2 separate regions of the Homo sapiens genome follow, and region 1 is linked to region 2. Evidence: read pairs that join two places in POLR2A ChIA-PET (ENCODE). Cell type or tissue: IMR-90. All regions are shown on one strand. Each heading gives the region's core, and the rest is flanking DNA. Links, peaks and the distances in the headings are about the cores only.

What was found. Peaks named below come from ENCODE experiments on the same cell type or tissue, not always from the same donor. Only the 100,000 strongest peaks of a DNase experiment are listed, where the experiment ranks them.
Region 1: POLR2A ChIA-PET joins it to region 2 with 5 read pairs; 7 of 35 experiments call an interaction of 5 or more read pairs at or near these places.

What each region holds. Positions count from the first base shown.
Region 1 is chr1:170,626,529-170,642,062 of GRCh38, forward strand. It overlaps LOC105371610 (a long non-coding RNA gene), which reads left to right and starts at 14,385. Exons shown (of 4, transcript XR_922277.2): 1 at 14,385-14,575. RefSeq lists enhancers at 4,804-5,303, 12,215-13,414. In IMR-90, for the core only: no CTCF peak of the experiment used is centred there; a DNase peak (open chromatin) is centred at 8,003; H3K27ac peaks cover 998 bases.
Region 2 is chr1:170,513,976-170,529,509 of GRCh38, forward strand. All of the region lies in intron 1 of GORAB-AS1 (GORAB antisense RNA 1), which reads right to left. Among named protein-coding and RNA genes, the nearest start is that of GORAB, 10 kb to the right of the region's middle. RefSeq lists a silencer at 5,140-5,340. In IMR-90, for the core only: no CTCF peak of the experiment used is centred there; DNase peaks (open chromatin) are centred at 6,816 and 8,036; H3K27ac peaks cover 788 bases.

The sequences.
Region 1 (15,534 bases), core at 5,564-10,563, 110 kb after region 2:
GAAAATAATGTATTGAGTAAATAAAAAAATCCTTTAGAATTTATGATTCTCTTCTGAGAAAAACTTTAGTTCTGTATATTTAATGATTTAAGTAGGTAAGCTCATCTTTTGAAGACGATCCATAGTTAATGGTATTTTACTGTCATATGTTTCTTCTCTAACACTCTGCCTTTCTTTTTCTTTTTTTTTTGATGGAGTTTCACTCTTGTTGCCCAGGTTGGAGTGTGCAATGGCGTGATCTTGGCTCACTGCAACCTCTGCCTCCCGGGTTCAAGCGATTCTCCTGCCTTAGCCTCCTGAGTAGCTAGGATTACAGGTGCCCGCCACCATGCTCGGCTAATTTTTTTGTATCTTTAGTAGAAACGGGGTTTCACTATATTGGCCAGGCTGGTCTCGAACTCCCGACCTCGTGATCCACCCACCTTGGCCTCCCAAAGTGCTGGTATTACAGGCGTGAGCCATTGCACCCGGCCCTGCCTTTCTTTATGTAGATCCAAGTATCTATCATGTCATGTTTCTTCCTTCTGAAAAAATTCTTTTAACATTTCCTGCAAGGCAGATCTGCTAGTGACAAATTCCTCAGTTTTTACTTGTTGGAGAAAATCTTTCTCTTTTAGTTTAGAAGAATGAAGAATTCTAGACTGGTGGTTTTTTTCTTTTAATACATTAAATATTTCACCTTACTCTCTTCTTGTTTGCATGCATTCTGAAAATAAGCCCAATGTAGTTCTTTTTTTGTTTGTTTTTCTTTATTTCTTCTAAAAAAAAAACAAAATGGGATACATGTGCAGAATGTGGAGGTTTGTTACATAGGTATATGTGTGCCATGGTGGTTTGCTGCACCTATTGACCCATCCTCTAAGTTCCCTCCCCTCATCCCCCACCACCAAAAGGGCCCTGGTGTGTGTTGTTCCCCTCCCCATGTCCACGTGTTCTCAGTGTTCAACTCCCACTTATGAGTGAGAACATGTGGTGTTTGGTTTTCTGTTCCTGTGTTAAGTTGCTGAGGATAATGGCTTCCAGCTTCATCCATGTCCCTGCAAAGGACATGACCTCATTCCTTTTTATGGCTGCATGGTATTCCATGGTGTATATGTGCCACATTTTCTTTATCCAGTCTATCATTGATGGGGGTTTGGGTTGGTTCCATGTCTTTACTATTGTAAATAGTGCTGCAATAAACATATGTGTGCATGTGTCTTTATAGTAGAATGATTTATATTCCTTTGGGTATATACCCAGTAATGGGATTGCTGGGTCAAATGGTATTTCTGGTCCTAGATCCTTGAGGAGTCACCATACTGTCTTCCACAATGGTTGAACTAATTTACACTCCCACCAACAGTGTAAAAGCGTTCCTATTTCTCTACAGCCTTGCCGGTGTCTATTCTATTGTTTTCTGACTTTTAAATAATTGCCATTCTGACTGGCGTGAGATGGTATCTCATTGTGGTTTTGATTTGCATTTCTCTGATGATTAGTGATGTTGAGCTTTTCTTCATATGTTTGTAGGCTGCATAAATGCCTTCTTTTGAGAAGTCTCTGCTCATATCCTTTGCCCAATTTTTGATTTTTTTTTTCTTGTAACTGTAAGCTCCTTGTAGATTCTAGATATTAGAACTTTGTCAGATGGGGAGATTGCAAAAACTTCTCCCATTCTGTAGATTTTCTGTTCACTCTGATGATAGTTTCTTTCACTTGCAGAAGCTCTTTAGTTTAATTAGATCCCATTTGTCAATTTTGGCTTTTGTTGCCATTGCTTTTGGCACTTTTTTCATGGAGTCTTTGCCCATGCCTATGTCCTGAATGGTATTGCCTAGATTTTCTTCTAGGGTTTTTATGGTTTGGGGCTTTACATTTAAGTCTTTAGTCCATCTTGAGTTAATTTTTGTATAAGGTGTAAAGACAGCGTCCAGTTTCAGTTTTCTGCATATGGCTAGCCAGTTTTCCCAGTACCATTTTCTGAATAGGAGATCCTTTCCCCATTGCTTGTTTTTGGCAAGTTTGTTGAAGATCAGATGGTTATAGATCTGTGGTGTTATTTCTGAGGTCTCTGTTCTGCTTCATTGGTCTACATGTCTGTTTTGGTACCAGTACCATGCTGCTTTGGTGACTGTAGCCTTGTAGTATAGTTTGAAGTCAGGTAGCGTGATGCCTCCAGCTTTGTTCTTTTTGCTTAGGATTGTCTTGGCTATATCGGGGGGTGGGTCTTCTTTGATTCCATATGAAATTTAAAATTGTTTTTTCTAATTCTGTGAAGAATGTCAATGGTAGTTTGATGGGAATAACATTGACTCTATAAATTACTTTGGGTGGTATGGCCATTTTCACGATATTGATTCTTCCTATCCATGAGCATGGAATGTTTTTCCATTTGTTTGTGTCCTCTCTTATTTTCTTGAGCAGTGAAGAAGTCCTTCACATCCCTTGTTATCTGTATTCACATCCCCTGTTAGCTGTATTCTTAGGTATTTTATTCTCTTTGTGGCGATTGTGAAGGGGAGTTCATTCATGATTCGGCTCTCTGCTTGCCTATTGTTGGTGTAAAGGAATGTTTGTTATTTCTGCACATTGATTTTGTATCCTGATTCTTTGCTGAAGTTGCTTATCAGTTCAAGAAGTTTCTGGGCTGAGATGATGGGGTTTTCTAAATATACAATCATGTTATCTGCAAGCAGAGACAATTTGACTTCCTCTCTTCTTATTCGAATACGCTTTATTTATTTCTCTTGCCTGATTGCCCTGGCCAGAACTTCTAATACTATGTTGAATAGGAGTGGTGAGAGAGGGCATCCTTGTCTTGTGCTGGTTTTCAAAGGGAATGCTTACCACTTTTGCCCATTCATTATGATATTGGCTGTGGGTTTGTCGTAAATAGCTCTTATTGTTTACATGTATGTTCCATCAATATATGTTTATTTAGTTTATTTATATGGTTTATTGAGAGTTTTTAGCATGAAGGGATGTTGAATTTTATCAAAGGCCTTTTCTGCATTTATTGAGATAATCATGTGGTCTTTGGTTCTGTTTATGTGATGGATTACATTTATTGATTTGCATACGTTGAACCAATCTTGCATTCCAGGGATGCAGCTGAGTTGATTGTGGTGCATAAGTTTTTTAATGTGCTGCTGGATTTAGTTTGCCAGTATTTTATTGAGGATTTTCGCATCAATGTTCATCAGGGATATTGGCCTGAAGTTTGTTGTTGTTGTCGTTGTGTCTCTTCCCAGTTTTGTATCAGGATGATGCTGGCTTCATAAAATGAGTTAGAGAGTAGTCCCTCCTTTTCAATTGTTTGGAATAGTTTCAGAAGGAATGGTACCAGCTCATCTTTGTATTTTTGGTAGTATTCACCTGTGAATCTGTCTGGTCCTGTTTGTTTGTTTGTTTGTTTGTTTGGGAGGCTATTAATTACTCCCTCAATTTCAGAGCTTATTATTGTTCTATTCAGGGATTCAATTTCTTCCTGGTTTAGTCTTGGTAGAATGTATGCATCCAGGAATTTATCCATTTCTTCTAGATTTTCTAGTTTATTTGTGCAGAGGTGTTTATAGTATTCTCTGATGCTAGTTTGTGTTTCTGTGGGGTCAGTAGCGATATCCCCTTTATTATTTTTTATTGTGTCTATTTGATTCTTCTCTCTCTTCTTCTTTATTAGTCTAGCTAGCGGTCAATCTATTTGTTAATTTTTTCAGGAAACCACCTCCTGGATTAGTTGATTATTTGGAGGGTTTTTCGTTTCTCTATCTCCTTCAATTCGTCTCTGATCTTAGTTATTTCTTATCTTCTGCTAGCTTTTGTGTTAGTGTGCTCTTGACTCTCTAGCTCTTTTAATTGTGATGTTAGGGTGTCAATTTGAGATCTTTCTAGCTTTCTGATGTGGGCATTTAGTACTATAAATTTCTCTCTTTTGGGTTTTCAACATTGTATTGTTGATTCTTTCTCATCTTCGTGAGTTTGTCTAGTTTCGGTCTTTGAGGCTGCTGATCCTTGGATGGGGTTTTTGTGGGGGCTTTTTGTTGTTGTTGATGATGCTGTTGTTGTTGCTTTCTGCTTGTTTTCCTTTCAATGGTGAAGTCCCTCTTCTATAGGGCTGCTGAAGTTTCTGGGGGTTCACTTCAGGCCTTATTTATCTGATTCACTCCCATGTCTAGAGATGTCACTCAAGGAGCCTGGAGAACAGCAAAGATGGGTGCCTGCTCCTTCCTCTGGAACCTCTGATCTCAAGGGGCACCAACCTGTTGTCAGTAGAATTGCTCTTGTATAGGGTGTCTGACAACCCCTGTTGGAGGGTCTCACCCAGTTGGGTTAACAGGGAGCAGGACCTATTTAACAGAGCACTTTGTCCCTTGGCGGAGAGGGTGTGTTTCACTGGTGGGGGGAACTGACTCATCTGGGCTGCCCGAATTCCTCAGAACTACCAGGAGGAGAGGCTAAGTCGGCTGGTCTGTAGAGACTGAAGCCACCCCTCCTTCTAGGGGCTCAGGCCCAGGGAGATCCAAATTCTGTCCCTGAGGCTCTGGCTGGAGTTATTGGAGATCCTGCAGGAAAGCCCCGCCCACTGAGGAAGGATGGGTCAGAATTAGGCCTGAAGATGCACTCTGACCGCAGGCCAGCTGGTGTGTTGGGCTGTGGGGACAAGTGTTGGGACTGAGCCGTCCAGCCTCCCTGGCTCCAGCAGGGGAAAAGCGCAGCCTGGAGCTATAGAAATGGTTGCTGCCCTTCCGCCACCCAAAGAGCTTAGTGTGTTAGGCAGCTGTGAGTCCCAGTGCTGGTTGCTGCCCCTCCCTAAAGGAGCTCAAACAACTTAGACAGCAGGCAGCCACAGCCGGTGCTGGTCGCCCCTCCTGCTGGGAGTTCGATAGGCTTGATCAGATTCTAGCTGAGAAGCTGTAAGAATCTGTGCATTCTGGGGTGGGGGTGCTAGGCCCTGGTGGACTGGGTTCGCAAGTGGGATCTTCCGATCCGTGGGTTGCACAGTTCCGTGGAAAAAGCAGTTTCCCCGGCTGAGTAGCGTGCTCACTCACTGCCTCCCTTGGCTGGGGGGCGGCGATTCCCCTTCCCCATATGGCTCTCAGGTGGGCCGCAGCACCACACTGTTCTTCCTTGTCTCCATGGGTCATGCCAGCCCTCGAGTCCATTTTGATGACAGAACCTGGATACTTTGGTTGCCGGTAAAGGATTCACAAGCCTATTATGTTTTATTTTTCAATGAGAGCCTCCTAATGCTGTTGCTTCTTGTCAGCCATCTTGGCCCTTCCCCCAGCCCCCGTCCCCGTCCCCCATCCCCGTCGTCCCCAGTCCCCACCCCCGTACCCCGGACCCCCACCCCCGTCCCCCCCCACCAATGTACCACCCCCACACCACCAGTGTAATTCTTATTCTTACTTCTTTATAGGTAAGGTGTTTTTTCCTCTGATTTCTTTCAAGATGTTCCCTTTGTTTTTAACTTTCTGCAGTTTGAAAATTATATGCCTAGATGTAAATTTTGGTTTTTTATCCTACTTGTTCTCTGAGCTTTCTGTATCTGTGGTTTGGTGTCTATCATTAACTTTAGGAAATTCTCAGTTAGCATTGCTTCAAATATTTCTTCTGTTCTGTTTTCTCCTTATTGTCCTTCTGGTATTCCTATTATGTGTATGTTATACATTTTGTAATTGTTCCACAATTCTTGGATATTCTGTTGTCTTTTCTTCTCTTTGTATTTCAGTTTTAGAAGTTTCTATTGACATTTCTTTAAGCTCACTGATTCTTTCTTCAGTTGTGTTCAGTTCATTGAAGTGCCCCTTAAAGGTATTCTTCATTCTTGCTACAGTGTTTTTGATTTCTAATATTTCCTCTTGATTCTTTTAAAAAATTTTCTCCTTTCTGCCTACATCACTCATCTGTTCTCACGTTGTCCATTTTCTCCACTAGAGCTCTCAGCATATTAATCATAGTTGTTTTAAATTCCCAATCTAATAATTCCAACATCCTTGCCATGTCTGACTCTGGATCTGATGCTTGCTCTATCTCTTCAAAAAAATTTTTTTTTGTCTTTCATTGTGCCTTACAATTTTATATTGGAAGCTAGACATGAAATACTGGGTAAGTGGAACAGAGGTAGATAGGGTCTTTTTTGTGAGGCTTTACGTTTATCTGACTAGGAGTTAGGCTGTAGCTGTAGGTGTCAGAGGTTAACATTTCCTCTTGTGTTTTTCTATTTGTGTTTCTGGTTGTCTCTGAGTTTCCTTAGAGATTTCTTCTTAAATAAAGTCTGACACATCCAGTTCTTTTAGTTGTATTCCCCAATTATTATACAAGAGCCCTATTGGTGTGATGGTAAGGTGTGTGGCAAGAGTAAGTGTTCCACAGTCCTTTGATGCAGTCTTAGGCTTTTAGTTAGCCTGTGCTCCTGAGCTGTGAGCTTCATGAGTGCTTCTCAATTTTTCCTCCTCTTTGGTGAGTAAGACTGGCTAGAGGTAGCTGAAGTAGAGTATTTCTCTCAGGTCAGTTAGGTTCTGATAAGACCTCCAATTGATTAAACTCTGGTAAAATAGTTTTTCATGAGAGTAGGCCTGTTTGAGAAGAACAAAATAATCTGGGCAAATTTTAAATGGAAACTTTCCCCATACCCTTCAGGAAACAGAAGGGTTTTTTTTTTTGTTTGTTTTCTTTTTTTTTTTTTTTTTTGTTACCAGATATTCACTGTGAAAACCTGGTAGGGCTTCTAGATGTAAAACTCACAAAAGAATAGGGGCTCCCCTAAGATTAGGCCCCCTAGAGTTTTTAACTCTCAAATTTGTCCACACTGAGCTGCCAACAACTTGTCAATTACAGTTGAAATCTTCATATCTTGATACTGGTTCTTGCAGAAGATTTTTGCTTCTGGTCTGGTAATTGTGATTTTCTGTATTAACCTATTTCTCTATTTTGAGTTTGCCCTGTGACCTCAGTTTTCTGAAGGATATAAGAAGAGTGTTTATTTTCAGTTTGTTCAGCTTTTTTTGTTGTTGCTTTGTTTTGAGGATGAGAATGACAATTTCCAAGTAGCTTACATACTGGAACAGAGACTAGAAGTCTAGTTTGTGATATAAAAATTTATAAATACATGCTATTGCATTTGGCTAATTGCTCATCCCCTAAGAAAAGAGTGAGCATTCATTTGTCTATCTGTGCTTAGATGACATTGATTTTAGTTTCTTTATTTTTTTCTTTCTTTCTTTCTTTTTTATTTTTTGAGACGTGGTATGGCTCTTTCACCCAGGCTGGAGTACAGTAGTATTCTCATGGCTCACTGCAACCTCAAACTTCTGGGCTCAAGTAATCCTCTTGCCTCAGCCTCTTGAGTAATTGGAACTACATGCATGTGCCACCATGCTCAGCTAATTTGTTTTTATTTTGATTGTAGAGATGGGGTTTTGCTGTGTTGCCCAGGCTGGTCTCAAACTCCTGGCCTTAAGAGATCCTCCTATTTCAGCCTCCCAAAGTGTGGGGATTACAGGAATTAGCCATGCCATCTGCCTAGATGACACTGTTTCTGAGAAGTGAATAATAATATTCTGATGTTTTCTATAATTTTGTGCTTAATTTCAATTTCACTATGTCAGATGAGTATTGGCTTTTAGCAATACTGCTTATATTCAGTGTAATGTGAGAACTGTTAAGTAGTCAGTAGCTGCTTAACAATCTAAAAAGAATTCTCATTCTGGTAAGCCAAATGCCATCAGATAACTTTTTCTGGTAGATGATAATGCCACTCTGAAATGTCTACTTTTTGTGGAAAAAAAGTATGAAATAAATTGAGTGGTCCTTAGAAAGCTGGCATTTGTTTCTAAAAACAATTATTTTTGATTTGGCACATCTTACATGCGTGACTACAATGTAGACTAAGGCATGCAGGCCCTGGGAAGGCAACTGCAACTTCCAATTTACTTTTTCTCTTTTTACCACAAAATCTACTGCTTTGATAGAATGGAGAGTCTTTCATTGAGTCATCCTTTACTAATGCTATTAATGAGATGTCAGTGATGTACAAGCAGCATATGGACTCTAGAAAGCAGACTCTCAATGAAGCATTGGGAAATTCCAGAGGCATTATATTCTAAACTGAAGAGGTTTAAGTCATATTGTTTTCAGAAGATGAAAATAGCTATGGATAAATTTTAATTGGGTAAAGTTTCACTGAGTCTTTTCCCCAGCAAAACAATAAAAAAGCCATTGGCTAACTCTGGTGGTCTCCCTTTATGCTATTAGCCATGATATTAGTCTTGCTTGTTACTGACTGTGTGTAAAGATGTAACTGGTTTGAGAACACTTGTACCTTAATTGTGCTCCTGGAAACATATTTTGTGATATTAACATACCCTTTTTCTATTTTCCACCTTCCCTTCTCCACATTGAAGGTTGCTAGTCCTCCTGTCATTACTCAGGAATGATGATACAGGGCAAGGAAGGAAGCAAACACAGATCAAAGTCATTCTGTCCATTGTTTCTAAAAGCCCAAGCTTCAGAGGAAATGATTGGTTGTGGAGTATGCTGAGGAGGCAAAAAGAAGGAAATTCTATAGCATGAACAAATGGAAAATTATTTCCATTAGGGTGAAAATCACCCTGCCCCTTTTGAGCTAGTGGGTTGAAAGAAAAGAAAGAGATTTGTGAGCTGTTAGAGTAGAAGAGATCAACATCCTGCTTCTCAGGGCACCACAGGAAATGTTCTGAGACCTCCAAGAGGACCTGGCTGAGCAGTTCTTAGGCAGAAGAACACACAAGCAATCTCATCAAGAAAGGGTCTGTGCTGGAAACATTCCAGAAGTAGTAGGAATCTGTTGGTCCTGAAAGGGTCATGTGGGCAGAAGACATTTCCATGGCTATCAATGTGGCAGAAAGACTGAAGACAAGGTGCCTCACCCCTAGTCTTCACCCTGTATAAAATCTAAAATCTGTACTATAACCCAGAATGGAGAAGTCCAAGAAATATTAACGTTTATGTTTTTTGTCTCATGTGTTGCAGTCTTAAAATAGGAATTAAATTGATTTGACAGGGAGGTTGCAACATTTCTTTCTGACCTGAATTTGTAGAATGGCAACACTTTTATTAGATTCTTATGCTCTTTTTAAAAAATTTATTTTCCCCCTTAAAGAGTGCAAACTTAGCATTCAAGTTGTTTTGAAGAATTGTTTCTCTAGCTCTCTTTTAATAGAATTCACCATCTTCAGAAACTTAATAGACATGGAACATGGAAGTCTTTAGCAAAATAGACTTTATTGCTGCAAAAACTACTTGGAATTAAACCCAATCTAAATTACTTCAATATAAAACGAAAGGAAAGAAAAACCAAAATGAGAATAAATAAGGAGTTCAGAAGGGTCAAAGATGGTAATATTAAATAATATTATAGTCCCCTGATTATGGACAGTGTCACAACTTGGCCTCGTTTTACACCATTGCTACCGCAGCTCTCCTCTTGTTCAAATGTTTTTTCTTTTTTTTCCCTTTTTTTTTTTTTTGAGACAGAGTCTCTGTTGCCCAGGCTTGAGTGCAGTGGCACTATCTTGGCTCACTGCAACCAACCTCTGCCTCCCAGTTTCAAGCGATTCTCATGCCTCAGCCTCCCAAGTAGCTGGGACTACAGGAAAATGCCACCATGCCCAGCTATTTTTTTTTTTTTTTGGTATTTTTAGTAGAGACGAGGTTTCACCATGTTGCCCAGGCTGGTCTCAAACCCCTGAACTCAGGCAATCTGCCCGTCTTGGCTTCCCAGAGTGCTAGGATTATAGGTGTGAGCCATGGTGTCTGGCCTCTTGTTTCAGTTTTTGGTTGTTTTTTTTTTTTTCCTTCTTTAAAATCTCCTGACCCAAACATCATTATTGTTAGGGACATCACATAAAAAATTACTGCAATTATTGGCATTTCAGCTTAGGAATTATTCCAAGTTTCTGATCGCTCTGGGCTCTTTGAACCCCATCATGAATGGGTTCTCTTAAATCTCCAGTCTCCCTTGCTTTTGGATCTTGGCTTTCTCATCTGTTGGTTGCCCAACCTCAGACCATCCTTATTGTTTTGGGTTGAATTGTATCTCACCCTCCCTCCTCAAAAGATATGTTGTAGTCTTATCCAGTGCCTCAGAATATGACATTCGTAAAGGCCTAAAGATGGAGTATTCATGGAGATAATGAAGGAAAAATCACTGGTACCCAATATGACTGGTGCCTTGCAAAAAGGAGACAGAAATACATAGAGGGAAGACGATGTGAAGAGACACAGAGAAAATACAGCCATCTATAAGCCAAGAAGAGAGGCCTGGAACAGATCCTTCCCTCACAATACTCAGAAGGAATGACTGCCGTGGACATATTGATTTCAGACTTCTGGTATTCATCGCTGTGAGACAATTAATGTCTGTTGTTTAAGCCACTCAGTTCCTGGTACTTTGTTATGGCAGCCCTAGCAAATGACTACACTGATCCTCACCTGACACTACCTTCTGTTAATTGTTCTTTGGCTTCAAGCACTGAAGCCAAAGGCAGGATGCCGCTACCCTATGGAAACACAGCAGAAAAACAACACACGCTCCTTACCCTTCACTTTTCAGGAGAAGTAAACTGGATAGCCACCCCGTGGGCTTCAGAAATATTTTTGCTATATAACTATATCTATTTAATAGTAATGATTAGGATTAGTCTCTTTCAAACACATAATTCACTATTGCATTAACTCATAAACATTGTCAAGGGTATTGTTCACAGTATCACCCATATATCTAAATAAAATCCTACGTAAGAAACATCTTCTGAAATTCAGTGTTTCACAATTTGGTGATACCTATAAAACTTTCAAATGTAATGATAATCCATGACCGAGCAATTCTACATGGCTCTTAGGTAGGCAAAAGCTTGGAGTGTTTGTGGAATATGAAAAAGGCCAGCCTTAGTCTTTAGGTGCTTCAAGATATGGATCTTGGCCAGGCAGCGTAGCTCATGCCTGTAATTCAGCACTTTCGGAGGCCGAAGCGGGTGAACTGCTTGAGCCTAGGAATTTGAGGACGGCCTGAACAACATGGCAAAACCCCATCTCTATCAAAAAATACAAAAATTAGCCAGGCGTGATGGCACCTGCCTGTAGTCCCAGCTACTGAGGGGGCCGGACACTGAGATGGGAGAATCACTTGAACTCAGGGTGGGGCAGAGGTTGAAGTGAGCCCTGGTTGCACCACTGCACTCCAGCCTGGGTGATAGAGGAAGACGCTGTCTCAAAAAAAAATAATAATAAAATAAATTTTAAAAAGGATATTTCTGGAATAGTCTGTTCTTCATCTTAGCGAACAATCAAGGTTACAGCAAAGTGAAAAATATTCCTAAAACATAAAATGCACTCCTGTAATCCCAGCACTTTGGGAGGTTGAGGCGGGTGAATCACCTGAGGTCAGGAGTTTGAGACCAGCTTGGCCAGCATGGTGAAACCCTGTCTCTACTAAAAATACAAAAATTAGCCAGGCTCAGTGGTGGGCCCCTGTAATCCCAGCCACTTGGGAGGCTGAGGCAGGAAAATCGCTTGAGCCTGGGAGGTGGAGGTTGCAGTGGGCCAAGATTGTTCCATTGTACTCCAGCCTGGGTAACAGAGTGAGACTCCATCTCAAAACAAAACAAAAAAACAAAAAACAAAACATAAAATATTTTCTGTTTGGCCCTTTTGACTCCTTGGAATTTACAATGTTTAGACTGAGGGTTTCAGTTTAATGTAGACCTCATCTATACCATATATGTGTGACCCTTCACGTTATGGGTCCTCAAATATGAGATTAAGGCTAATGATGCTGATATGATCAAGTTAATAGGGCAGAGGCAAACATCAGGTATGTCTTTTCAAAGAGTTCTACAGCATAGCTGAGATAGCCCTCACCCCATATATATGGCCATGATGATGGGCTGTTTGTGAATTATTTTTTGTGTTGTCATTTTTTCAACTGACAGGTAAAGATTGTATACATTTATGATGTACAGCATGATGTTTTAATATATGTATAACTTGTGAGATGGCTAAATTGAACTATTTAACATATGCATTACCTTACTTTTTTTCTTTTTTTTGAGATAGAGTCTCCCTCTGTAACCCAGGCTGGAGTGCAGTGGCACAATCTTGGCTTACTGCAAGCTCCACCTCCAGGGTTCACACCATTCTCCTGTCTCAGCCTCCCAAGTAGCTGGGACTACGGGCGCCTGCCACCACGCCCAGCTAATTTTTTGTATTTTTAGTAGAGATTAGGTTTCACCGTGTTAGCCAAGATGGTCTCGATCTCCTGACTTCGTGATCCACCCGCCTTGGCCTCCCAAAGTGCTGGGATTACAGGCGTGAGCCACCGTGCCTGGCCTACATACCATTTTTTATGAGAACCTGTAAAATCTCTCCTAGAAATTTTTAAGTATAAAACATATTGTTCTTAACTGTAGTCACCATGATATACAGTAGATCTCTTAAAGTTATCCCTGTTGTTTAACTGAAATTTTGTGTTATTTGACCAATATCTCCCCCAATAAGCATCATTTTACTCTCTGTTTCTAGGAGTTAGACTTTTTGTTTGTTTGTTTGTTTGTTTTAGATGGAGTCTCTCTTTGTCACCAGGCTGGAGTACAGTGGCACAATCTTGGCTCACTGCAACCTCTGCCTCCCGGTGAGATGTAAAGCCAGCTGGACTTCCTGGGTCGAGTGGGGACTTGGAGAACTTTTCTTACAAGAGGATTGTAAAATGCACCAATCTGCAGTCTGTAGCTAAGATTGTAAAACGCACCAATCAGTGCTCTGTAGCTAGCAAGAGGTTGTAAAATGCACCAATCACTGCTCTGTAAAAACGCACCAGTGTTCTGTAGCTAGCAAGAGGTTTGTAAAATGGACCAATCAGCACTCTGTAAAATGGACCAATGAGCAGGAGTCTAAAAGTAACCAATCACGGGGAGGATTGAGAAAAGGGCATTCTGATAGGACAGAAACAGGAAATGGGGGGATACAAATAAGGGAATAAAAGCTGGCCACCCCAGCCCGCTGCAGCAACCCACTTGGGTCCCCTTCCATGCTGTGGAAGCTTTGTTCTTTCGCTGTTCACAATAAATCTTGCTGCTGCTCACTCTTTGGGTCCATGCCATCTTTAAGAGCTGAAACACTCACTGCGATGGTCCACGGCTCCATTCTTGAAGTCAGCAAGACCACGAACCCACTGGAAGAAACCAACTCCAGACACACCAGGTTCAACTGATTATCCTGCCTCAGCCTCTTGAGTAGCTGGGACTACAGGTACATGCCACCACGCCCAGCTAATTTTTGTATTTTTAGTAGAGACGGGGTTTCACCATGTTGGCCAGGATTATCTCGATCTCTTGACCTTGTGATCCACCTGCCTTGGCCTCCCAAAGTGCTAGGATTACAAGGCATGAGCCACCATGCCCGGCCAGTTAGACATACTTACACTCATGTGTGAATGAGGACATTTGGTACTTATCTTTCTGTGCTTGGCTTATTTCACTTAACATAATGTCCTCCAGATTAATTCATGTTGTCGAAAATTACAGTATTTTCTTCCTTTTTTAAGGCTGAATAGTATATATTTTGATTTGTAGTTGTATATATGTTTGATTTGTAACTGACTACATTATTGTGGCTATATACTATATTTTCTTTCTTCATTCATCTGCTGATGGCCACTTAGATCGATTCCACATCTTGGCTATTGTGAGCAGTGCTGTAATGAACAGAGGAATGCAGTTATCCTTCAAGAGTCTGATTTCATATATGCCCAGTAGTGGGATTGCTATATCATATGGTACTTCTATTTCTAATTTTTTGAGGAACCTCCATACTGTTTTCCATAATAGCTGTACTAATTTACATTCCTACCAACAGTGTGTGAGGGTTCCCTTTTCTCCAGTCTCACTGGAATAAGCCAGTTTCCTGAGGCTTGGTTGCACCAGGGCCAAGAGTACTTACAGTTCAGAGGGGGTGAGCAGAGATTAAGTTGGTGCAAGTTTTTTAAAATGAAATATAAATTAACAAATATGAATTATTAATATGAAAACTGATGCCTTATTTTACACCAAGAAGAAACAAACACTGTGCACCTGCTTCTGTAATCCTTATGTAAGTGAAGGAAGTGCTGTGCTTTAGACTTTATTGTGGTTTCTTTGGCTTCTATCTGCCCCCAAAGAAAACAAATACACACACAGCTGTTACAGCACTTGCTTTCTGCTCCAGAAAAGGGTAAGTGTGGAATAGAAATATTGGGTGCCTTCAGACATTGCCTAATAACTAAAAAGTGTCAAGCAGCAGGACTCTCCTAGTTCCCAGTAAGGAGGCACTAATTCATTATAAAAGCAACCCTGCACCTGCAGTGATAGCTGTTTTATGCTCATCTGTGTACTGGAGGCTGTCCTTGCATAACTGTGAGTCTGAGGCTAAGGAAATAACATCACCACTGTGAGCCTGGAGAAAGAATGCACAATGGTGATTCCAAAACCAAAGGAGACAGATTTTCAGTCCCACTGGGATAGACCAGTTTCCAAGGCTTGGTCCCATCAAAGCTAGAAGTGCCTTCAGTTCAGCGGTGGTAAGCAGAGATAAAGTCAGTGCCGTTTTTTTTTTGTTTTTTTTTTGTTTTGTTTTGTTTTGTTTTTTAATGAAGTGTAAACCAAAGACTTGAGAATTCTAGGCCATGCCTATTTAAAATTCTTTCAAAGGTCCAGGCAGCTGCAATACAATAGGTGCTTGGCTGAAGTTGACAATGCCAGTGAATTTAACCTTTCTTTCAACTGTTTTCTCTCATTGTCATTATTGGTGGTTTTGATGAAGGATTAGGTGATATATGGAGAATATCTTTTGGGCTTTATTTTAACACATCCCATTGGTAAAAGAGAGATGGACTGTCCTTTGACATTTCCTCTAGAAAGCTCTTGTCTTTTCTTTCTACTATAAATCAAGTAGTCTTGTAATGATTTTAAATATGAATTATTTGACATAAAATGAAGATACTAATTACAAATTCTATGAAGCATTTTACAGAAACATATTTACTGGTTCATCCAACCAACTTTGATTGATCCCTGAGAGCCAACTACAGATTGTGCCAAACACTGGGAGAACAGAGATAATAAAAACACTCCATACCCAGAAGAAACATACATTTTAACAGGGGAAAATAGACATGTGAACTAATAAAAGCAATAGAATGTGATATATTCTATGATATGAGGGTAAACTATGATTCAACAGGGCCCAAAGATGAGAGTGATCAAAAAAGATTTCTAGAGGAAGTAAAGTTTGAGTCAATTTCCTGAAACAGGACCAAATACAGGTTTTCAGGAGAAGGACAGATTCTCCAAGCAGGTAAAACTAAAAATGTGAAAGTAGAGTCTGAAATAGCCTGACACATTTATACAGCTGAAGATAGATTTGATCAGAATAAGGGTGCAACTCTTTATTTATTAAATAAGTTCCTTTTAGTAGTGAACAAGATATGTTCAGTCCATGCCCACAGGAAGACTATGTTACAGTAATGAAGGCAGATTT
Region 2 (15,534 bases), core at 6,005-11,004:
CATAATATAACTTTTATTATCACTTATGGGAGAAACTTCTACGCTTCTTTTAAGTACTTTTAATATATATATATACACATACATACATATATATACATATATGTATATATATGTATATATATGTATGTATGTGTATATATATGTATATATGTATGTATGTGTGTATATATATATATATATATATGACACTGCATATCATTTCCCCCCTCTGTTTTGGTTCTGAAAAGATTCAGGGCAAAAGTATGATCCAGCTCTAGAAAGTATATGATACCTAGAAACATAGTGTTTGTGTACTACCCTCATTCTCTGCCATGTTTTCTTTTTCCTAGTCTTATCTTCCCTTAAATTACATTTCTTTATTTTCATATATATAATATAGTTGCACACATATGTATATATATTTACATGTGTGTATATATACATATATATATACATATATATATGTATATATACATATATATATTTGTGCCTGTGTATTTTTAAGGCATCTTAAATTCTTTCTGGCCTAAGCAGCAATATAAAGAGTACAAATTTATAGTTTCTTGACAGATGATTTCTATTAACTAAAGGCAAGAGTATAGTTTAGCCACATTACTATTTAATCTCCATTTTGTTAATGTAATCTAAAGATTATCTGGCCCAGAACTATTCTAACCTTAAAATGTGTGCCCTTTACAAACTGTCTACCCCTCTGAATATGTCTCTTATCCACATATGTTGAAAGAATCTTACATAATTTCAATTACTGTAAAGAACATTAAAATATATGAAATCATTGGCTAACTATAGTAATGACTAGGTTTCTTTAAAAAAATATATTTGAGGCATAAGAGTGTATTGACTGGCCAGGTGCCGTGGCTCACGCCTGTAATCCCAGCACTTTGGGAGGCCGAGGTGGATGGATCACGAGGTCAGGAGATTGAGACCATCCTGGCTAACACAGTGAAACCCCATCTCTACGAAAAATACAAAAAAATTAGCCGGGCATGGTGGCAGGCGCCTGTAGTCCCAGCTACTCGGGAGGCTGAGGCAGAATGGCGTGAACCTGGGAGGCGGCAGAGCTTGCAGTGAGCAGAGATCGTGCCACTGCACTCCAGCCTGGGTGACAGAGCGAGACTCCATCTCAAAAAAAAAAAAAAAAAAGTGTATTGACTAACAGCACAAACCCTTGAGTCAGACTGTCTGGGTTAACCCAATTACTAGATGTGGAATTTAAGTTACTTAAATTATTTGTTCCTCAGTTTCCTCATCTGAAAAATGGGACAGATAATAAGAAAGTTGTTGTGCAGATTCAATGAGATAATACAGAAGAACAGAAACTGTCAAAATAAATATTATTTACAATTATTTTAATAAAATACTTTTCCTGGAAAACATCTTTCCCAGAACTATCATACAAATGATGATGATTTTCAAGGATCCAACTCAAACCTCATTCAGAGCAAAGCAATGGTAAAAATTCTTTATGAATAACAAGAAACATAAAGTTACCCCTTTAATTTTTTCTATTTCTATTCATTTTGTCAAGCCACTGATTCTACAGCTACTTAAGTTTATGACTAGGCATTTTTTCAAAATGCTCCATTTGATAAGGTGACTAAATCTTGTCAAAACTGTCTCAGAAGGTCTATGCCCAAAGTAATGGTATTAGTCCATCTTACTCAGTTAAACATTTTTTCCTGTTAAACTTGGGCCTTTATAACTGATTGCTCCCATATTGCATGTTTAACAAATATAAAGTCATTCCTCTTCAGTAGTCTCCTGGAGCTGGTTGATGCCACTGGCATCAGCTGGTAAGGGGTGATTGTACATATCTCTTCTTAACTCCACAATTCACGTTTACACTATGGAAACCAACAATCAAATTTTTTGTTTTCTTTCTGGAGAGGCTTTTATTAAACATTACCAGCACATCACTGCCCCTAGTCTAAAAGAACCAGCCTTCACAAAGTCTCAGAGTTAGAATGCCCACAATATCTTTTATAATCGTAGCCCATACCAACAGCTAGTATTAGAGGCTATCCTGATTTGCATATATCAAAGAAATGTGGTGTTTAAAAAAACGGCAAAACAATTGGGTTTCTATCTGGAATGTTCATATTTGTGAATCTAGCTTTTTGTTCTGGTTTAAAATGTGAGCATAAGTCTTTTCAGTTGCAACAGTAACTACTGTAATGATGCTGTTTGATGATTCCTTATATCAAATTAACTTGAAAATATTGATACATGATGTAAGTACCCTTAGAAATTCAGTCTAATTTATTCAAAGAAGTTTAACTACAGAACATTTTATTTTGTTCTGGAAATCTTATAAAGGCATTTTGCCAAAAGCATTAAATATTTGATTTTACTTGTTAAGATTTGTAGGAACTCCTTTAAATTTATTATAAAAAATAACAGCTACAGCAACACATTTTCCCCTTCATTAAGGTAGTGAAAAAAAGAACTTTAAGAGCTTTTCCATAAAAATGCTCTAAAATATTCCATTAAAATTAAAAGGCAACTGCCATATCACACGTGGTCAGATTTAACTATTCATAGTTATTTTAGGTATATCAGCCCCCAAAGACCAAACTACCTGAGAGTCCAGCTGTGTTCAAAGTAGATACGGATCTACAGAACTCAACCTCTACAGTGGGATAGGGCTGGCACAAACAGTTGTTAGACCAGAGAAGAAAAGAAGAATTCTGAGTTCGATATTAGCATTCGACTCCCTGAAAAGCCTCACTTGATTACAGGATTATTGTTAAGGAAACAATCATCCCGTGATGATCAGGGAGAAATCTATGATAGAGCAAGGAGCTTAGAACAAAAGCCCAATTCCAGCAGTATTAGCCATGTGATCCCATGCCAGCAATGGTGAATTGAGAATCTTAGTATCAAGTAATTTTCTAGGTTGTGGGAAATAATTGCATTTCAGTTGAAATCTTAAACTCTCATAATTACAAAAAGTATCTTTAAAATACTACAACCATATGCATATTTGTTGTTAACTATTATACTCCTTCTGGTATGGTTCTCCTTGCCTAGTTTTGTTTTATAACAATATTTATGCATTTTAAATATGGTTTAAACATTAGTGGCCACAAAGATACATAGCTCCATGCATAAGTAACTTATTAATGTATTTTGTAGGGTGGTCCATTATACATATATTTAATTAGCTTTGGAATCAGATGTTAAATATTTGTTTTAATGTCCCGAACATCAACAAATAAAAGTACCCTATATTTTTCAAGAATTTATTATTGATTTTGAACTTAAATCTTAATCTTTTACCAGTATCCTTGTTAGGGTCACCCAGAACCCCAACAAACTGACATAATGTACTTTCACCTGAGTACCAGATGCTGATGTCTTTGGAATCTTATTTTTTGGTATAAAAGGGAGTTATCAAAAAAAAAAAAAAGGTAAGCTAATGACCACAATTTTTTTTTAAATGTGGACACAGTAAGACAGTAACTAAGAAAAAAAAAAAAAAGACTTGCCAATAAATGTTAACATTTCACTTTTTGAACCAGTGTTAGACACAGGATGTACGAACAGGAATATTTTTGTTTTGTTTGCTTTGTTTGTTTACAGTCAAGTAAAAAGTACAGGGCTTGAAACTATACATACCTGGGGTATAATTCTGGCTCCTCCATTTACTTATTTGCTTGACCCTGAGAAAGTCACTCAGCTTCAAGTAACATCTGTTTCATCAGATTTTCATTCAGACCCATCAAATACTGAAAAAACAAAAATAATAGACAAGACTTTCCTGACCTTATTTACATAAAAACAGCGCCAATGATGAATAAAGGGCAATGGTAACATTGGATTAGGCCATTGCCTTTCCTTGGAATATCCCTGTTAAGAACCTCTCAACCTTTGCTTTAGAATGATTTCCTACCATTAAGTACGGCTATAATGTTAATCCTAAAAGTGAAGGATTTCTTCAAATTCACACACACCCCATCACTACTTGTTTGCAGGCCAGTGGCCATTGGCTTTTCTTTCACCTAAACGAAAGAAGGAGCCATTTCCAGTCTACTCGCCTACTCATTTACTGTGAGCTCAACTCTGTTATTTGGAAAGCTGCCATACATTTATGAGAGCCTAAGGGATATTAGATGATTGTCATCTTTCTCTTGTTCCCTCGCCCCCCTCCACCAAATGCCCTGGCAAGGTTGCCGCACCTGGACATGGAATTCCCTGGAGAGTCCCTTGTTACCAGAATTGTGGAAAACTTGGACCGAGTTCAGAGAAGAGCTACTAAAATGGTTAAATGACTGAGGGGGCCAATTTATAAGGAACTCAGAAATGTTTGGTTAAGTGGTAATTACCCTAAAAAAGGTGTGGTGACTGGCATTAAGTTTAAATTCCAAGCCATACTTGGCAAGAGGCCTTCTTTCAGGCAGCCTCCACATTCAGAAATAGTCTGAAGAAGGAGTAGAATCTTACTTTTGCTTGAGCCTCCAACCCCTGCACAGGCTGCTTGGGTGGTATCCACATGCCAAGTGTAGTAACCTCTATAAACAAGCACAGAAGGCAACACCACTAACGCAGAAAGCTCATTTAAGACGACTGAAGAATGCTTAAAGGAAAGTCTTCCCAGGAATCAGGAAGAATAAGCCTGGGTTGTGAAAAGCCAGTCCCTACATCCCAGTTAAGCACCTATCACACCCCACACAGCCAATATCTGCTTGATGGGTGGTATCATTTAATAAGAACTGCTGGCTGAGTCCAAAGTGTACAGGTCTGTCTCAAATACACTGCTGGGAATATGGATTCCATTACCTGACAAGAGTTTCTACTTGACCAAAGAGGAAAACCTAAGAACAGGTATAATCGTCAAGAAAGCAGAGTGAGAAAATTTCTTATAACAGCATTTTCCAAAATGTCTTCTAGGTGATGTCAGTATGTGTTATACAAATTAAAAAAGAAAAGAACCTAAAAACTGGAATAAATGAAGTTAAACCTTGTGTGTTTATGATGTGTTTGTTTTTATTAACAGTAAAACCCCTCAGAGCCATTAATATGCCGAAGCCTATAGTGTGTCACTAAGAAGGGTAGAGTGTACACTATTTCCTAAATTCAGATTGGGCATGGAGTGCTTTATTCCAGAAGCACGGACCTTTGTATTCACTGTATTCACAGCCACTTCCATAATACCTTTTACAATGCTGCATTCAGTAAATGAGCAATGAAAATGAATGAGTCAGCCTAGGCTAGAACACAGGTCTTAAATCCCAATCTACTCCTCTTTCCACCACATTCATATTCTAGTTACGCTTTACTTACAATGAATCTTTTCACTCTATATAAATGAAATTAAATTTGTTAACCAGAAGCAGACTGACCTGAAGCTACTAAAGCTCAAGCTTGTGGGCCTCTCATCAGGCTTCCTAGTCCCAATAACTCAGTGTATATTTACAGTGCTGCATTTACTTTTTACTTAAGGAGGCCTCACAAAACTGTATAGCCTTCATGTCCTGCACAACCTGCTGCTATCATATAAAATGAAAATGAGTTTTCACCAAATGTCTAAGTTGTCACTGAGATGACTGAACTGAAATTATTGATGATATTATGGATGAAAATATACTCTGGATTACTCAGGCTCATCTTTAAGAGATTTCATACTCCTGTGTAGCTGAAATGTAGATTCGAATAAGAAATAAATCTGAGTTCATTCTTTCTATACTCTTCATAATTATATTAGCTTCAACCATCTCTTTTTTTTTTTTTTTTGAGACAGGGTCTCACTCTGCCGCCCAGGCTAGAATGCAGTGGCACAATCTCGGCTCACTGCAACATCCACCTCCCAGTTCAAGCGATTCTCCTGCCTCAGCCTCCCAATTAGCTGGTACTACAGGCATGCGCTGCCATGCCCGGCTAATTTTAGTAGAGATGGGGTTTTGCCGTGTTGGCCAGGCTGGTATCGAACTCCTCACCTCAGTTGATTGCCTGCCTTGGCCTCCCAAAGTACTGGGATTACAGTCAAAAGCCACCGCACCTGGCCCATCTCACTTCTTATATGCCTCTTAAGATGTTTATCACTTCTACTATTCTGTTGTTTCTTAAATTAACACCTTACCCAAAATGGTCTTTCTTCCAATCTCCCCACCCTTCAAAATTTTAAGACTATAAATAGTCACTATGAAAACATCACATTGTAAATATTACTACAATTCCTTCTGAAGACCACCAGAAGCTTCTGAATCATTTTTTTCTATGTAGTAATGACTGACACTTATAAACCTGAATCTATAGTGCCGCGATTTGGTGTTCTACTTCAATTCTTTAAAAACTTCACTTATATTAGCCTTGTCTTTTGAAATTTCCTGTTGGCTGCCTGAGATAAAATAATTTCCAGCCTAATCTTCATCTTATCTCCTATCCATTTGACATTATGCCTTCAAAATAATATTTTATTATTTAATCTAAATGAAGAACACTTGATTCCAGAACATTAAATCAATAACATTAACAGACTGACCTTTGTAATTCATTTTTATCATGATTGATAAGCCAGTTTAAGCTTTCACTATAGCTACCCAAAGCTTTGCAGATTCCTTCTAGACTATTCAGAATTTAACAGGATATTCTAACAACCACACACAAAAACATCACTTCCAACCTGTTTGTGTCTTAGAGCAAATCAGGGTTTTACTCCCTCATTTTTTCACAGCAAAAATTACAAAATTAGAAAACTGAGCACAAATGCCAAAAGTTTTACCTGCCTCTCTTTCTTTCCCATCATCTTACTGAGTTGGTGACTATGAAAATATGCTGAGCCCAAAATAGCAGTTGTGTACTGCCAGGTCAGCCTTAGTCATTTCCAAGCCAAGGGGGAATTGACAGATACCCCCTTTACAAGTCTAGTGTTTGTAAATATCAAATGAAATGACTTCATTCAGTCAATTATTTCTGGAGAAAGCTGGCAGAATAATGTGGTAATTAAACTGAGGACTGATGGAAACTATTAAACAGGAGGGCTATTTTGCCTGGCAGTTCTAGTTAATGCTTTTTATGTGTTTTTGTTTTTTAAAAATGCTTGAAATACTAGTTCACTTAAATGGAATTGCCTCTTCATTGAAATACATATTTAAAATGTTCCAGTGAAGACAGCATAAGTAAAAGACAGGAGAAACTCAATTTTCTTGTATCTTCTGAGTCATCAGTATGATTTCCTTATTTTAGATGAAATCAAAATGCAACTGTATTCAAATGTAAGTAGAACATAACCATATCCCAAAGCCAGAACACAATATAGTCAAGACTCAATTGCCTGGGTGCTGGGTATTCACTTCAGTCTGAATATGCTGTCTACAGCGTATGTTTGCCCAGTCTAGTCTAGTCTCCCTTAGGCTCCTCTAGCTGGCCACCAGCTTGATTCATCCATCCATCCACTCATTCATTCAACAATATTCAGCCACCATCTCCAGCACTGTTTCTAGTTACCTGTAATGCAGCAGTAAAAAAAAAAAAAAAAAAAAAAGTACTTTCCCACATATCTCTCCTGCCTACCTAATAGTTATGCACTCAGGGACAGACAAAAGTTCTAACAAAAAAGAACAAATTGGAATCCGAAAGCTATTGGAAAAGATCTCTGAATGCTTCCCAAAGGAAAATGCAAGCTGTTAAATTACTTGTAGCTCTTCATTTTTAAGTGATTTACATACAAATAACCACCATTTTCCCAGTCTTTGATGAATGGATACAAAGGTTTAAAAAAGGGAAACTTTTAATCCATTGGTAATAGTCTGAGAATGGATTAAGAGAAATTGGCAAAAATTAAGAATAACTTAGGAAAACCAAGCCAGAAAATTCCAAGGTAGAGGGAAACTGGAAGAGTTAATAACTAAAAACAGCTTCTGCTACACTTCATAAATATTTCTCATTTTTCTTTGTTAGAATACATATTTCTATCATATATTTAATAGTATGTGATAAACAAGCATACTGAATAAATAAGCATATTCTTTTGAAAATGCAAATATCATGGGGATGTGGAGTTAAGGACCATTAGTCATCCACATTCTGCTCATATGAGCTACATAAACATTTAATGAAATGTTTGCCCAGTTCTTAGCAAGCTTAGAAGTAATATGAAAGTAGATAGTAGTAGTTAAAATTGTAAATTCTGAAGTTATACTGCTCAAGTATTCAAGAGCTAATATTTGAATTCTAGCTCTATGACTAACAAGCTGTGAAAGCTTGGACAACTAACTTAATCTCTTGGTGCCTCAGTTTCCTCATCTACAAAATGGAATAATAGTTGAAACTTTGCTGGGACTTGCCCTTTTGACAAAAACAGAGTAAGTAACAGGGACTTAATTTATGTTTCCTTCTAAACCCAAAATAAACAAATAAATAGAATAACAATAGTTTTCAAGAGACAGGATATCAGGCAACCAAGGACAGTGATCTCTAAGAGATGAGAAAAAAATTGAGGCAAGACCTATGATTTCCCCAGTTGACTGCCTTGAGAGTCCTCAGGCCACAGCATGTGGCAGGGGAGGGACTGGACAAATCCTAGAGGACTCCTACTTGAGGAGGTGAAGCTCAGACTGCAAGAAGAGCAAGGAAACTAGAATTTGTATGACGAGGTATCAGAAAGGAGTGAGCTGCATAGAAGAAGAATCATGGAGACCAGCAGACAGTCTCCCTCAAGGTGATCAGCACATATAAGTGAGGAAACTACATGAGCCAGAAGCTATGATTTGACTGTTTGTCCCTTCCAAAACACATGTTAAAATTTAATTGCCAACAAAATGGTTTTGGAAGGTACAGCCTTTAAGAGGCGATTATGTCACAAGGGCTCCATCTGCATGGGCGGGTTTAATGCCTTTATAAAAGGGCTTCCAGGAGTGGGTTCTCCCTTGCTTGGCCCTTCCACTCTTCTATCATGTGAGGAACAGTTTTTCTCCCCTTCAAAGGACGTCATGTTTAACAGCCATCTTGGAAGTGAACACCAGGCCATTACCAACACCAAACCTGTTGGCACCTTGACCTTATATTTCCCAGCCTCCAGAACTGTGAAATAAATTTCTATTATTTATAAATTACCCAGTCTGTAGTATTCTGATATGGCAGCACAAAATGGGATAAAACACCAGGGAAAGAACTATGCAAAAACACCAGACCAGGCATAGTGCCTGTTCCCATCAATCAGACTGGAAACCTTTACAATTCCCAGAGCATTTGGTAGAGTATTCAGAAGATTCTTGCATTAGTAGCAGGAAATAATTAGTCCCTGACTAATCATTGAATAATTAGTCCTTGACTAACCATTGCTTTGGTTATGTCACAAATTCCAAAATCAAGGCTCAAAAAGATAAGCCTATTTTCAAGTAACTTAAGTGTATCTCAGAACAAAGCTCAAAAATATTTATAGGAAAAGAAAAATAGCTAGCACCCAACAAGGTAAAACTGACAATGTCTTGAACCAAACAAAAGATTACCAGTCATGCAAAGAAGTAGGAAAATAAAAATAATGAGTAAAAAGATTAATCAATTGAAACTTACCTAGAACTAACATAGTTATTAGAATCAGCAGACATGGATATTAATATTTGTCATTCCTGTATTCCATATGTTGAAAAGATATAAAAATACCTTAAATAATCAAAGATATAAAAACTATCTAAATTGAATATCTTGAGATGAGAACTACAACGTCTGTAATAAAAAAATATACTAGATTCAATTAATAAAAGATTAGACATTAGAGAAAAAATTATTAAAAATATTAGTGAACTTAAAGATGTAGCAATAGAAACTATACAAAATGAAGTAAAGAGAGAGAAAAAGATGTTAAAAATGAAATGACCATCAGTGAGCTACAGGAAAACTTCAAGTAGCTAACATGTAATGGAAGCCCCAAAAGAAGAGGAAAAAGGAAGGGAGAACAATAATATATTTAAGGAAATAATGGTCAGAAAACTTTCAAATTTGATGAAAACTATAAACCCAGACATTCAAGTATCTCAAAGAACCCGAAGTACAAAAAGAAAGAATGAAAGAAAGAAGAGAAAAAGAAAGAAAGAAAGAGAAAAGGAAAGAAAGACAAAGAGAGAAAAAAAGGAAGACAGAAAGAGAAAGAAAAAGAAGAAAAAAAAAAAAGAAAGCAAGGAAGCTACACACTATACCATGGTACATCATATTCAAATTGATCAAAAACAGTGATAAAGTAAAAATCTTAAAAGACAGAGAAAAAACACCCATTATGTAAGGAGCAAAGGTGATGATACAAATTTCTCATCAGAAACAATGCAAACTAGAAGAGTGGAAGAGAATAAAGTAATTTTTTAAAAAAAGTTAAACTAGAATTTTATGTCTAGTGAAATGTCTTTCGAAAACTAAGGCAAAATAAAGACTTTTCCTACAGATGAAAGCTGAAAGAATTAATCAGCAGCAGACCTACACTGTAAGAAATACTAAAAAAGAAAAAAAAAAAAAAAGCCCATCAGGTAGAATGAAAATGATGCCTGGTGGAAATATGAATCTACACAAAGAAGTGAAGAACACAGGAAATTTTATCTACATGTGTAAATATATATTTTTATTTAAATCTGTTTAAAAGTTAACTTACTATTTTAGCAAAAATGATAACATTGCAGTGTGGATTTTAAGACATACGTATAAATGAAAGGTATGAAACAATAGCATAAAGGCCAGGAGAGAAAAAGCAGAGGTGTATATTTATAAGGTTCTTATAGTACATGTGGTATGATACTACCTGAAGATAGACTATGATAAGTTAAAAATACATACCAAACCCTAGAGCAATTACTAAAATAACAAAACAAAGAATATAGCTAATAAGTTTATAAAGGAAATAGATACAGTCATTAGAAAAAGGAAAGAGGAAAAAGATATACCAAGGCTAATATTTAGCAAAAGAAAGTTACAGTGGCTATATTAATATCAGATAAAGTAGATTTCAGACCAAAATTAGGGGGAAGAAAAAGATCATTTCATTATGATAAATGAGTCTAAGAATCAAGAAGACATACAAACACAAACATTTATTCACCTGTTATTATTATAACAGAGTTTCAAGATACATGAAACAAAACTGAGATAACTGCAAGGATTAATGAACAAATCTACAGTTATAATAGGATATTTCTCATCTCTCAATAAATAATAGTACAAGGAGTCAGAAAATGAGTAAGGCTATAGAGGACTTAAAAACCTAATCTTGGGAGGCTGAGGCAGGCAGATCACCTGAGGTCGGGGGTTCAAGACCAACCTCACCAACATGGAGAAACCCCGTCTCTACTAAAAATACAAAAATTAGCTGGGCGTGGTGGTGCATGCCTGTAATCCCAGCTACTCAGGAGGCTGAGGCAGGAGAATCACTTGAACCTGGGAGGCAGAGGTTGCAGTGAGCTGAGATCATGCCATTGCACTCCAGCCTGGGCAACAAGAGCGAAACTCCAAAAAAAAAAAAAAAATTAAAGGGAAACTATATTATGAGACATTTAAGAAGTCTTAATAAATTTAAAAGGATTTAAATTATACAAATTAAATTTTGATGACATGGAACTAAAAATAGGAACCAATAAGAGAAAGTTCTCCAGAAAAGCTCCAAAATATTTGGAAACCAAATAACAAAATCTCAAATAATCCATGAATCAAAAAATCAAGAGGAAATAAAAAGGAATTTTGAATTGAATGAAAATAAAGACACAGTATATCAAAATTCATGGGATGCTGCTACAGTGATAGTTAGGGAAAATTTTATTGTATTAAGCACTTATTTAGAAAGGAAGAAAAGTTTTAAATTAATGAACTCAGTTTCCACCCTAAGAAACTAGGAAAAGAAAAGCAAATGAAATCCAAAGAAAGCGGAAGAAATACAACAGTAAAGATTAGAACAGAAATCAATAAAATAGAAAGCCAATAAACAATAGAAAAGTTCAACAAAACCAAAAACTTTTTGGAGAAAAATTAATAAAACTGATAAACCTCTAATGACAGTGACAAAAAAAATTTTAAAGAGAGAAGACACAAATTACCAATATCAGTAGAGAAGCGAAATCACTACAAAGTCTACAGATATTAAAAGAATGATAAGTATATGAGAGGTCTCCATGCCACCCTCAGGTTTGATGATTTGCCAGAAAGACTCATAGAACTGAGAAAAGCAGTCGTACTCACAGTTACAGTTTATCACAATGAAAGGATTCAGATTAAAATCAGCAAAATTAAAAGACACGTAGGGAAGAGTCCAGGAGAAATCAGGTGTGAGCTTACAGCTGTCCTTTCCTAGTATATTTGTGTGGACAGCACTTAATTCTCCCAGCAATTATGTGTGACAATGCATACAAAGTATTGATTGCTAACCAGGAAGCTCACTTTGACGTGTAGGATTCTTATTGGGGGTCAATCACATAGGCAGAGAGCACTCATACAACTAACTTTAGCTACCCAATCTCCAGCCCCTCCAGGCATCAAACTGATACAGCATGGCGCAGGAAGACAAACAAACAAAAACAGCCATTTACTGAATCACGTTGTTAGCATAAACTATCTGGTAAGGCCAAAAGCCCCATGTACATAAAGATGATCTTATTAGGTGGGATATTCTAAAAGCTTGGAGCTTATCTCCTAGGAGCCAGTCAAAGGCTAGTCTTTTCTTGGGCAAGTGCAGGGTTTGAGCATCCCAAGTCCACTAAGTTAACTCTTTACTGAGCAATAAAAGAGTATTATAAACAACTTTATGCCAATACATTGAAAAACTTGGATAAAATGGACAAATATCTTGAGAGAAAAAACACCAAAGTCACTCAAGAAGATTATGTGAATAGCCCTGTATCTATTAAAGTTATTAAATTTGAAGTTAAAAACTTTCCCACAAAGGAAACTCCAAATGACTTCACTGGTAAATTCTATCAAGTATATAATGAATATCAGTAGCACAGTCAGCCAAAAAATTTGAGAGACTATTTCTCAACTCATTGTGTCAGAATATTACCCTGATCCCAAATCAGACAAAGACATTACAAGAAACAGAACTACAGACAGATATCCCTCATGAACATATGTAAAATTTCTAAATAAAATATATTAACAATTAAACCCAACATATAAAAAGGATAATATATCATACCTAAATGGAGTTTATCCCAGAAATACAAGATTAGTGTAACACTGGCCACTCAATGCAATTGACTATATTAACAATATGAAAGAGAAAAATCATATGATCATCTCAATAGACTCAGAAAAAGCATGCATCAAAATCCACTATCCATTCTGAGAAAGGTTCTCGGAAAACTAGAAACAGAAAGGAATTTCATAAGCTGTTAAAGGGCATTAATGAAAAACCTAAAGTTAACATCATGCTTAATGGTGAAAGGCTTTATGTTTTTCCCTTGTGATCAGAATCAAGTCAGGGTATACAATCTCGCTTTTTCTATTCAACATTGTACTGGTGGGTCTAGCCAGTGCAATAAGGCAAAAAAGGAAATAAAAAGCAACTAGATTAGAAAAAAAAAGATGTAAAACTGTTTATTTGCAGACATGATTGTCTTTGTAGACAATCCAATGAAATCTACCAAAAAATGCGATTACAACTAATATATTTGTTTATTGTGGTCAGAGGATACAAGATCAACAATGAGTCCATTTTATTTCTATATTGTCTTAGCTCATTTGGCTACTATAAAAAAAACCTTAGACTAGATAATTTACAAACAACAGAAATTTATTGTTCAGTTCTAGAGGCTGGGGAGTCCAAGACCAAGGTGTTGGCAGATTTGGTGTCTGGTAACGGCTTGCTCTCTGCTTCATAGATGGAATCTTGTTGCTCCATATTCACATGGAAGAGGCAATCCGACTCCCTCAAGCTTCTTTTATAAGGACACTAATCCCATACATGAGGGCCCTGACCTCGTGATCAAATTACCTCCTAAAGGCCCCACCTCTTAATACTGTCACATGAAGATTAAGTTCCAGAATATGAATTTTGTGAGGTATACCAAAATTAAGACTGTAGCAGGTATAAATAACAAACTAATTAAAAATTGAAATTAAAAATAACGCTACTTATAATAGCATCGTATTTTAAAGTAAATCTGACAGGTGTGCAAGACTTACTGTTTTGAGAGCCCAGAGCTAAACTGGGGTTGTAGTACCACAGCAACCCTGACCTTACAGGAAATGAAGGGGAACTAGATATGGGTGTTTACAGAGTGCCTTTCATGGGATACTTCTTTTACCTGGTAGACATCCTAGTTGTCTGACCCACAACCAGGGGGTCCCTCACAGGGTGATCTCTTTTATACTGGCAGACACCCTTGTGGCTCTTGTCTGACCCACATCCACTCAATGCCTTTCTGACCACTGCTCTGGCACTGGGAGTCCAACCTGTGTTTCTCCAGGGCAAAACTTGGTCTGGGGTAGCCCCATGTTCTCCAGATGGAAGGCACAAATTCAATACACAACCACAATAGGAAATAAGTTCAAAGATTTTTACTTACAGATCCTGAGTAAGGAAGGCATAAGGGTTAGAAAGGCAGTCCTATATCCCCAAGTCGTAGGTAGAAATGAAGAGTCAGGCAAAGGAGCAGGGACAGGAAAGGAAGAGAGGCAACTGGCAGTATAAAAAAGGGAATTGGATGGGTCACTTTACATTCGAGGATAAATGCTGGTAAAGCAAGGAGCTCAGTCTGTAGACAGAAGAGATGAGAACTTTTAATTAGTGCTGTAAAAAGTTATAAAAAACATAGAAGTGGGCGGGTGCTACTTAGATAGGGTGGTCATAGAACGTCTATGTGAATATTTAAGGCCAAAGCGTAAAGAAGCAGGAAGAACCAGCCAGACAAGGGAAAGATAATAATTAAAGGACAGCATTTGGGAAAGCTCTGGGTAGGTAGTAGAGGATAGTAGAAAAGAGAGTCTGGTGTATTCCAAAACCCCAACGAATGCCAATTTTGGCTGGATTATAGTGAGTGCAGAGTAAAGGGAAAGACAGCCTAATGATCACATAAGAGAGGTAGACAGGGGTGAGATCATGTAGGAACATGCAGGAACTGGGATTTTATTCAAAGTGTGCTGGGAAAGCATTTTACTGTTTTGACCAGGCTACAGACACAATTAGTCTTCATTTTTATATTCTAGGCGCTCTGATGGAGAATCAACCAGAGATATTGTCTAAATTGTCATAGGTGGTCCCCTTCTATAAACACATAAAGATGCTAAATACTGTATAACATGTTCTTATTTATGTAAACAAAAAATATATATCACAGAGCCTAAAAGAAAGCAAAGAAGATGTTGAAAGGGGGGGCCTCTACCTAGATATAGGTCCTGGGGATTGGGATTCCTACACATAATTTGAAGACAAGATTGCTGAAATAAAGCTGAGTCTAGAAAAGACAGACCATATGATCACAGAGGGTTAGAAAAACTCCAGGCACAGTGGCTCATGCCTGTGATCCCAGCAAGTGGGAGGCCCAGTTGGGCAGACCGCTTGAGCTCAGGAGTTGGAGAGCAGCCTGAGCAACATGGCAAACCTCGTCTCCACAAAAAAATATA